2 separate regions of the Homo sapiens genome follow, and region 1 is linked to region 2. Evidence: chromatin loops called from intact Hi-C (ENCODE). Cell type or tissue: heart left ventricle. All regions are shown on one strand. Links, peaks and the distances in the headings refer to the core of each region. The heading gives the core; the rest is flanking DNA. Region 1 has its middle 13 kb from the start of TFB1M. Region 2 overlaps ARID1B (AT-rich interaction domain 1B).

Region 1 (5,381 bases), core at 109-5,108, 1.9 Mb before region 2:
TATCAAAACCATTTATTTGGACTAAGAAAAGGACTGACAAGAAATGACAGATACTTAATGACAAACAGCACAAAAAACAACATCCTGAAAAGTAATAGAATATTTTTTATTTTAAAAGTAAATGAATACATTTTATTTTATTTAGCCTAATATTTAATCGAATTTCCTACTTTCAGACTTCTTTGATAATTTTTCCCTTCCATTTCTGAAAGCAAATTCTTTAGTTTCATCTTCATATGATAATGTTTTAGGAATAACATTCCATAGAGAGAATAGAAAGATAATTTAGTCTTTCTTCTACCATGATGGATTACAGTTTGTTTTTTATTTTTGATAATTTAGAAACATTTCATATAGCTTTCACAACTCATAGTTGACAATGTCATGTAAATTGTTAGGACTGTTCTCAAATTTGGAAACCTCTATTAAGTTTTTGGCACATATGATCTGTTTGTTTTCAAGGCATTTCAAGCTTTCTAGTGCACTATCCTATGTTGAGTACTTTGAATTAATGACAGTCATTAACCAGTTTGTCATAGGTGTACTCATTGTGGTGATGTATTTTGAGTTTATATTTTATTCATTGATATCAATATTTGGTGTCAAAAAATTGGGGTATTTAATTTTTTCCAGTGTATTCACATGACTCACTTGTGTTTATTAATTGTGTTATCAAATAATCCATAAGCCTATCATTATTTTTACTCTATTCTTCTGACTGCATTTGATATGCTGAATGTTTTTGTTGCAATTTACTTCTTGATATTGAAATAATTTCTATTGATTTTATTGCTCACTCTGTTGCTTTTGTGTCTTACTCTATTACTTTTTTATTGACATTTTCTCTCAGTTCTTTAAATACTTGATTTAAAGATAGCAGAAAGAACACTCCATATTCTCCCAACAGGAGTCTGTAATTTTACATTTATTTTACTGAAATGTTCTGAAACATCTTGCCAAATTTCAGTTAAAATGTGTATTTCTAACTCAATTTCCCCTTTAGCTAGATTCCCAAAGTACTCTCCGTCACCAGAATACAACCTGAAAAGAGACAGTGGTCTTGACTGACTAGGGTTAAAATGTCTTGCCTTTGTAAATTTTACAAAAACATATACCATGTGAGTAGATTTCTAGAGCCCTTCCCAAGGCTTGAAAATGGCTTGTTCGAGTGATAGGCCCTGACATTTCAACTTCTCATGCTTCCTAGTTAATCTGCTTGTATACAGGGAGAAAGGCCAGACTGAACAACCTCTTGGGACACCATTATTAGAGACTAGATGTGTCATCAAGGCAAAACAGGGCTTCTCTACAATGCAGAGTCAGTTGTTTGTATTCCCTGAAAATCAGGCCCTGAGGCAAGGGTGTGGATGCAGGTTGTTTGTTTAATTGCCCCTCCTGGAGAGGTAATCCCAGGAAGCACAAGTGAGGAAGTCGGGAAAATGCCATGGGAAAAGGAGAAAGGCCAATTCCAGGGGTTAGGGAGTAGTTTCATGTTAGGGCTCCAGGGCAACTGGGGCTCAATCCCAGGGGATCTTTTGAAAAACCGTGTGCAGCCCAACTCAGCATTGTCCCACCAGAAGCTGGGGAGGCTCCAAAGCCCCCAGGCATGGAAGACAGCAGGGGAGGTGGGGAGCTGTCAGTTTGCCTGGATCACAGCTGCAGATGAACTCAGGAGGACCATACGGATCTGGGGTGGGGCAAAGCCAGGCAGCATCCGCTACCCTCTGTGAATCTTATTCACCTGAGTTTAGGAACTCAGAATTATTTAGAGTGATAAGGACTCTTCAATGTTGTGGATCTTTCTCATGCCATAAAGAGGATTTTGAAGTTAGTGGACAATGTGAAGTCATCCCTAACTTGCCAGAGGAAGTGTTCAAATCCAAGTACTGAAATTCTAGAATCAAGACATTTTGAACCAGAGATGAGTATTCTTTTTTTTTTTTTTTTTTGAGACGGAGTCTCCCTCTGTCGCCCAAGCTGGAGTGCAGTGGCGCGACCTCGGCTCACTGCAAGCTCCGCCTCCCGGGTTCACGCCATTCTCCTGCCTCAGCCTCCTGAGTAGCTGGGACTACAGGTGCCCGCCACCATGCCCGGCTAATTTTTTGTATTTTCAGTAGAGACGGGGTTTCACCATGTTATCCAGGATGGTCTCGATCTCCTGACCTCGTGATCCGCCTGCCTCGGCCTCCCAAAGTACTGGGATTACAGGCGTGAGCCACCAAGCCTGGCCAAGTATTCTCTTTAAACTGAAAGAAGGCATAGTTAGAATTTCTAATTGCCTTTAATTAAATCTATCACCTCCTAAGTATAAACAAAAGTGGTGAAATATTTTTGGATATACCAACAATGAACAGTTCATTAATGAGAATGAATTTTACCTTTCTGACGGTTCCCATTACATAACTTTATTCATTTTGAGGAAGGCAAGGGCTGACCATTTTATGCTCATCTACTATGGTCACCTATTAAAGGCTGGAATTATGATAATCCAAGGGGGAAAATAAAATATTTAAAATGAGATTGGTCTAAGTAGGAGAATGAACATCAGGCTAAGTGTTAATTTTGTCCCATTTAGTCAGCTCCATAAATCTTGAGAAGCCATTTTTCTTCTCTGTGCCTCAGTGTCCTCATCTGTATGTTAGAGGGCTTGGATTGGCTGATCCTGAAGGTCACCTCCAGTTCTGAGGTAGTCCTTGAAAACATGAGGACTGAAGCCTGGCCTAAGGCATGGGTCTTATTGTGGTATTGTGGACTTGACCAAATGTTAACCTTTCTGACCTTCAGTTTTCTCCTCAGAAAAATGAAGGGGCTGGGCTATTCTTTAAGGACACCTCTGTTCTGCAGTCCAGATAAATAAAAGTGTGAGGGGAAAAATCTGGAAAAATGCATAGAGTGAAGCTCAGCATGGCCACTGGGTGGCGATCTTGTTCCATGTTAAGAAAAATTTTATGGCATTTACCAAGAGTTTCAAAGTTTGACTTAGCATAGTGAAGAAAGACTTTCAAAAGGATAAAAAAACAGGGCAGCAAAAACCAGAATTATGGGGGAAGTGACAATAAACAGCAATGCCAAATAAGAGACATAAAATCCCTGTAGCCAAGGCAGTAAAACATAGAGGGGTATATGAGAGTTGTGTTTTGGGTATTATTTAAAGGAATATAGGGAGAGGAGTACATTGTAAATTCACATAGTTTTTGAAAAACATGACATAAAAGTTAACTCTAACATTTAAAAATTAAACTTGTAGAATTACCAAATACCTTAAGACTGTGCTAGAGTACTGAAGTCTAAACTTGAACAATCCAAACCAAATCAGTAAACATTTGTTATTTCTTTTGTTTAAATCTCAAAGGAACACTTAAGGGAATTGTAACACTGTTCCAATCTTTTGATATTAAATCAAGTGAGCCAATGAACAAGTTGTGAGCTTTTTTGCATTTTATGGGAGGAGGTGGTCTGTCTCACTTACCTTGAGAATCTTGGGATGATTGTTCCTGGGGCTAGCCATTGCCCCTGCATTGGGTTGAGGGCCATTTCTCGGGGAAGAGCCGAGCATTGGGAGGAATGCAGAGGATAAAGGTTCTCTGATCATAGTGCCGCCCACCTCTATCTCTAGAAAAGGTTATATTCAAAGAAAAACACAATTTTCCCACCAAAGCACCACTCGGCATGAAGGGAAGAACCCAGAGACTCGAAGAGGACCAGGTTCACACTCCTGAAGATGGCAGATTATGTCTCATGCAATAAGCCGAGATCTGACAGCCAGAGGATGACTAGGCCACAGTCTGCCATTTCCTGTTGTTGACTTTTCTGTTCACCATCCCCTCTGGTTTTCTCCCAGTTAGTCCTTATCCTCCTTTTGCTAGGTGGATACAGGTTTCTTCTGAGGGCCAAAGCCTGGGCCCTATTGCTCTGGTTGCCATGGCTGTTTCTTTTCTCTCCTTTCCTTTGATACATTAGCTATTAGCTTACGTAATCCTCTCACCGGTGGATGTTCCCATTCAAAAGGCAAAAAAAAAGTTATATTGCTAAGTAACCTTTAACAATGAATACCATTCATTATGTATTTGCTTAATGATACAAAGGCATTGTTTGCTCTATTGCAGGTGATAACAGCAGATCAAAGACCCCGAGGCCGCCGGAATGTGCTTGAGAAGAGCCAGCAGAGACTGTGTGGAAATTATGCTTAGCATTTATGTTGCACTTTATACTCTTAAAGGATTCTGCAATTATTAATTAATTATCCCACACAATAGCTCTATGAGGAAGGTCAGTGTCAGTAGCTTTATTTTACAGATGAAGAATCAGATAGCAGTTAAGCGATTCCCCCCTTCCCACCTCAACATTTAAAGATCTCATGTCAAAGCAGACCTGGGGTGGGGGCAGCAGGTAAGTTACAAAGTGACTGAAGAGTAAACAGACTAGGGCTGCCTCTTGCCCAGGCTCCACTTCCTTTGATCTGTCTTTTGAAAGCCCTCTGAACATAAGCTAGGTTCTGGACTTGCATACTGCCTCCCTGGGCAGCCTAGTTGCTCTTGCTGTGCTTGTCTTTTCTACATATCCACTGTTGTGTGTGTAATTTTAATTTCCTTTTCATTCATTCATTCATTCATTCATTCATTCAATGAAACTTATTTGGGCATTTATTGTAGTTGATTTGGTTAGGAATATAGAAATGAAAAACATGATTCTTGCCTTTGAGGAACTTCAATTTCTTAATAGGGACACACACAGACACACACTGCTGGAGGACATGGGATGAAAAAGGTGTTAATTCTTCTTGGCAGCATCACGAAGGTCTACACTGAGGAGATGGTGTTTGAGCCAATCTCTTGATAATGCCATGCTTGTGATCCAAGCAGCAGGATCCTGATGGTCCCTAAAGGAGAGATGATAGAAGGTATCCTGAATGTCGGCGACTTCACATTTGCGAAGGCCAAAGCCTGTTAGGTCAGGCCTCCTGTTGGCTAGTGTGATAGACTCTTATCCTATAGTGTTTTAATTATTTGTGTGAATGTTTTCCCTTTTTACGAGACTAGAAACAATTTTAAAATGAGGACAAATTCTGACGGCCCACAGCATATTGTAGGGAATAACAGCAGGAATAGCTACCATGTATCGAGTAAATGAGCCTATTCTGTTTAGTGCTTTACATAGCTGATTAAGCCTGCCAAAAACCTTTGAGGCAGTATTGTTCCCCCACACTGTTTTTTTTTTTTTTTGGGAAAGTTTAAGTAATTTGCTCATAGCTACATAGTTCTGTGTGCTATTGAACAAGCTTATAGTCCCCACATGTAGCTTATAGTCCACGGCAGAAGACAGACATTAACCAATAATAACCATATATCAATGTATAATTACAACCTGTAATAAAGTCTCTG
Region 2 (5,381 bases), core at 276-5,275:
AGCCGGGCGTGGTGATGCACACCTACAGTCCCAGCTGTTCAGGAGGCTGAGGTGGGAGGATCACTTGAGCCCAGGAGTTCAAGGTTACAGTAAGCTTTGATCACACTACTATACTCCAGCCTGGTTGACAGAGCAAGACCCTGTCTCAATAAAAAATAATATATTTTTTAAAAAATAGAATAATGCTGTAGCCCAGGGACACTCACAGGGTAGTTGGTGGGGCCAGGTCTGTCTGACTCCAGACACATACTCTTCCCATTTGCCACTGGTTCTGGAGTCCAGCTATGCATTAGAATGGCCTGGGCAGCTTTTCAAAGCTGTCAGTACCTGGGCTACCACCCGACATCAATGAAATGAAACCTTCTGTGCCCAAGGTAATCTAACAGGCAGTCAGAATCAGGCGCCCTGCGCCCCACCAAGGTGGCGGGGGTCACTAACTATCCAAGGGCAAGTCATCTGCCCTGCAGGTGTCACTGACGGCCTACCGTGGTCTCAGTGCTGCGTCTCGGGGGAGAAAGGGGAGGCCTTCTTTGTGCTTAGCCTTCCCACTAGGTGCCTAATCCATTCCATGGGGGAACTGAGACCTGTGACAGAAAGAATTAGAGCTTGCCCATGACGCTGCATAACCAGCTGCTAAGTCGTGTGATACCACGTGTGAGTGATGGTCAGCAAAGAGAATGATTGAGACACGCCTCTCTCTGACCTGGACTCCCTGACCTTTCCCCTCTGCACCTGGGCTCCTTTGCCTTCTGCCCCTGGACTCCCCTGACCTTTCTCCCCTGCACCTAGCCTCTTCTGACATGGATTTTTTAGAATCACCAAGACTGCTCAAACGATTAGATTTTATCAGCCAGCACAGAGTAGATAGTGTCTGGCTACTTCCTTACTGTGACTGTGTCCACAGTATATATAACCAGGCTGGGTCTGTCATGAGACTCTCCGCGGGCTTATAATGAGGGTTGCTGGAATGTAGCTGGGTTGCATCTTTGTCCCCACCCCATCATGCTGTGTACCTTGTGGGCATCAGATGTGGTTGGGAGCAGGTGCTGCCACCACACAAAGCTCAGCTCCCAGCCTTCCTTCTTAGGTCACACTGAGCAGCGCCCAGCTTGCCATTTCTGAAGTAACCTGAAGACCCACAGTTTGCAGCCCTGCATTCAGTGCCAAAAGAGGGCGGTGGGCATCTCCGGGAGCATCCACAATTTATTATACACCACCGAGTACTAAGTAAATGGACAGAAGAGCCGTGTGAGAAAGTTTGAACCCAGAAATTTAATATTTCATTAAAAACCACTGTCCCCTTACCTCCTCCCTTGCCACACAACGCAGGAGACATCAAAAGGCAAAACCTTCCCCAAGTTATTTGCAAATCCTCATGTTTCATCCATGTGTTTAACCGTTTAACCTTTCATAACCTGTTCCCAAGTGGGAATCAAAAGGTTAAAATAATGCCTCGGATCTTGACGTCACATTTCAGGAGTTCTCTTTCTTTCTCCTCCTTTTGCGACTGTGTTGTCTCCAGCCCTTTAAGCCTCCTTGAGTAAGAGCACCGCACAGGAAGGTGTGCACCTGCCCCGTCAGCAGGGCTGGTGGCCAGTGGCATCGCATCATGCTTTTTAAGTTGGGGGCCGTTGGTCCAGGGGCTCATTTGCCTTTGCACGAGGTGCTGCTTTTGCTTTTGCCTGACACCCCAAGCAGTCTTGGGGTGAGGGGATGGGTACGGCCCAGAATCACAGGCCCACTTCTGAGGGCTTGCAGCTGCTGGAATGAGCACTTTCACATCAGTGCCCAAAAACCTAACTTGGAAAATAGTGCCGTTGTTGCTTTTTAAATGTTTTGAGATGCCCTTTTTCCTTAATTGGAGGTGCAGTGGGATGAGCGTGAGGCGTTGGGAGATGTGGCGGGCAGAAGGACCTCCGAGCAGTGCTTTTTCTGTTGCCATCAGCAGGTTCCCTAATGGTTTTATAACTGTAAATGCTGCCTATGCACTGCTGAGTGGGAGTAATGAGCATTAGTTAAAAGAGGCAAATGAAGAAAAGTCAACCAAGACATTAAGTGCTTTTTTTGTCTCCTGGCTTTAAACAAGCCACTTTGTTGCAAACCAATGATCCTGCCGTGTTTTTCACTAGGTTAATAAAAACAAGAAGTGGCGTGAGCTGGCAACCAACCTAAACGTTGGCACCTCAAGCAGTGCAGCGAGCTCCCTGAAAAAGCAGTATATTCAGTACCTGTTTGCCTTTGAGTGCAAGATCGAACGTGGGGAGGAGCCCCCGCCGGAAGTCTTCAGCACCGGGGACACCAAAAAGCAGCCCAAGCTCCAGCCGCCATCTCCTGGTAAGTGGCGGCGCTGCAGTCACTGGCCCAGGAAAGCCCAGGCGCCTGGCCTGGGAGGTTCCGGGAAGGTGGTTTCACAGTCAGGCCAACAGGGAACTTGGGACTTTTGAGAGGTGGGGGGTTCCTGTGTCGTTTTGTTTATTTAATTGGACGCCCACTGGCAGTGTTAAGGGATGAGAGAATTAAATCTGGGATATGGCCATTTCTGGTTGACACTTGGAAGGCACCCCTTCTTTTGCTTTACCTTAATCAAAACAGGCTTTCGAATTCTAAGCCATATACGTTTATTGCTTATACAAGTATTCAAAAAGATTCCATCTACCTCTACACAAAATAAAGATCCCCCAGTGGCCAGTTTGAATACATGTGCACTTCTAGGAAATGCCACCCTACAGGTTCGACAGCTCGAGCTCCCCCGCCCTCTTTCGGAAATCCTCAGATTTGAACTTTAGTAAAATGAAGCCTGGGCTTCGTTTCTAATGTCCCCTACCCAGCAAGTTCTCACTTCTAGGGAATTTAACAAGCTGTCGTGGTAAGGATCCACACGGCCTTGTTTTGGAAACAGGTGGTCTTTTGCAGCCTTGTTCTGGAAGTCAGGGGTCTTAGGAATGGGTGCAGCGCTGGCCACCAACACGCTCGCAGGCCGAGCCACATCAGTGACGCCTGCTGGCTCCCTTCCCTCTCCTCCCCACTGACAGAGACCCTCCCATTCCTTTCAGCTCCCCTGCCAGCCTTCGTTCTACCGTTTGGCTTTCAGATTTGAAATGACAAAATCATATATTCTGATAAATGCAATAGTAGAGAGGGGAAGAAATTGGCACCTTAGTGCTGGGTGGTGACCTTACTCCAGTAGATCCGACCATTCTCTTATCTGTGTCTGCCTCGCAGTCAGCGACCTTCAGCACATTAGCCTCACTGTTCCTGGTCCCTGTCTATGAGATGTGGCTGCACCCACCGCTCCTGTACACAGCTTGTTCTGAGCGTGGCTGGCAGCCCATGTTTCCTGAGCACTTCCAGTGTGCTGGGCCCTTTTCTAAGTGCTATCATTTCATTTTCACATCAGCCCTGTGACATTGATACTATTTTAAAATCCATGAGAAAATGAAGGTCTCGTGGAATCTAAGTACTTGCCCAAAGCCAACTAGCTGGGGAGTAGAAGGTCTTATCTGGGGCATCTGGTGCTACAGTATACACGATACCCACCAGACACCTCTGGCTGTATTGAAAATACCTTTGTAATATGTGAAATGTTTACACATAGAAGCCAGAGAAAGAGGTCATTTCATTTTTAATGATTTCCTCTAGCTGCTGTCTGGATGGCAAAGCTGATATCCAAGGTTGCTAATCAAGGGATCTCACATAAATACGTTTTAGGCCCAAAGTGCACTTGTAGTGAATATACCTAGAATTACATCTGTAGGCTCTAAAAACAAGTAGAAATCCTCGCTAACCTCATCCTTAAAGATTCAAAGGCTTTACCAACTCAGGTGTCCCTTAAAAACTGGGAAATCTAATTTTAAAAATCTCACAACATTACATCCAGTTCACAGAGTAAAACAAGCTGCCTGTGAACAGCTCTGAAACTATTTTTCCAAAATAAAAACCCAGTGGGGCGTAGGGACCAAAGTGGTGATGTCTGTAAAGATCTAAGGGTACATTTTATTTGCCAGGAAAGAACTCGTGTCACTGAATGGGCTGCACTTGTGTATGGAGAATAGCTCTCCCAGTGTGCATCAGCTTCAGGACGGGGGCCCTGCTGAGGCGTATAGATCCTTCAGAAAGTGGAGGGCCTGTTCTCTTAACAGCCAGCCGTTCCCTTTTCCCCTTTTTTAAACTGTCATTTTTATGGCAACATTATCATTTTAACTACACAAAAGAGCTTGGATTGCAAATGGACTCCTGGTATACATTCTTCTCAGTAGTCCAGATGGAGCCGAGGGCCTGTGACACAGGAGGCAGTGGAAGGAAAGCCTCCTGGTCTCGTCCAGCCCCGAGAGCGCGTGCAGGGGGCTCCAGGCACACACAGGCGTCTGGGGGTCGCAGGCAGAGGCACCCTGGTCTTCAGAAGCCTCTCGATTCACTGCCACCCACACAGCAGGTGGCCTCTCCGATTCCAGTCCCATCATTAGGGAAAGTGTCTGGAAACATTTTTGTTGTTAAAGGAAAATAAAATTATTCCCAACTATTGGCCATGTTAGAGTCTCATTTATTACAAGATTTTTAAACACAAATTTACGGTAAAAATGTATGTTCTTTGAAGTCACTTTTTCCTGGAAGAACATAATTATAGTTTATTTTTTACCAGCACATTCAGGCGAACTAAACTAAAAGATTCTGAAGAAACATTTTAGATTTTTTTTCACCCAATGGTTGCTCTGAACCAGCTAAAATCCTAAGTCTTTTGACTGTATTCTAAGAGCACTCTAAGTCATCTGTCTCTAGTCAGGTTTCAATTTGGGGTGCTAATACAGCTCTAGGCTTCAATTCTGTCAGCCTCTGGGAGGCATAAGCCCCTTGGCCCCTGGGGCTGCACCCCACATATCACTGCCAAGTGGCTGTGTGGCTTCTCACACCGGATGTCTGGGTTCCTGTCTTCCAGCCACCAGAGCAAGTCAGTGATTGAGACTCCCAGGTGAACCAAGGCAAGGCCATGGGGTGTGGTTTGTGTCTTTAAGGTGCCAGTGGCGATCTTGTTATAAAGCATCTAGAAAAGGTTGTGGGGGAGTTCCAATGAGCGCTGTAGGAAGCACCTCCCCAGCCTGTAAGCTGGAGATGGGGAGGGGAATGGAAGGGACCAGGCTGGGAGAAGTGGGGCAGGGGTGGGGCATGGAGCTCCACATTCGGTTAATAAGTCTGTAACCAAAAACCCATCCATCTTGGCTGGCAGGTGGCTGACTGAATTTCTATTATTAGCTGACAGGTGATGTCACAAAACCTGTCATGGATCCAACTAGGGAATCCTCAGTGGAAGATAAATGAGAAAGGGACTCAGGTTATAAACAGAGGTGCCCTCTGGTTGACCTCTAGTCACTGTAGACCTGGGACAT

What was found. A loop is a pair of places that touch in the nucleus more often than their neighbours do. Peaks named below come from ENCODE experiments on the same cell type or tissue, not always from the same donor. Only the 100,000 strongest peaks of a DNase experiment are listed, where the experiment ranks them.
Region 1: it touches region 2 in a loop (6-fold over the local background); 10 of 110 quality-filtered maps call a loop at or near these places.

Annotation. Positions count from the first base shown.
Region 1 is chr6:155,324,783-155,330,163 of GRCh38, forward strand. No RefSeq gene overlaps it. Among named protein-coding and RNA genes, the nearest start is that of TFB1M, 13 kb to the left of the region's middle. In heart left ventricle, for the core only: a CTCF peak has its summit at 2,913 (motif pointing right); no DNase peak of the experiment used is centred there.
Region 2 is chr6:157,182,102-157,187,482 of GRCh38, forward strand. ARID1B (AT-rich interaction domain 1B) reads left to right here. Exons shown (of 20, transcript NM_001374828.1): 13 at 2,130-2,334. Among named protein-coding and RNA genes, the nearest start is that of TMEM242, 140 kb to the right of the region's middle. RefSeq lists a silencer at 1,594-1,888 and enhancers at 3,841-4,341, 4,342-4,842. In heart left ventricle, for the core only: a CTCF peak has its summit at 2,338 (motif pointing left); a DNase peak (open chromatin) is centred at 2,320; H3K4me3 peaks cover 239 bases; H3K27ac peaks cover 414 bases.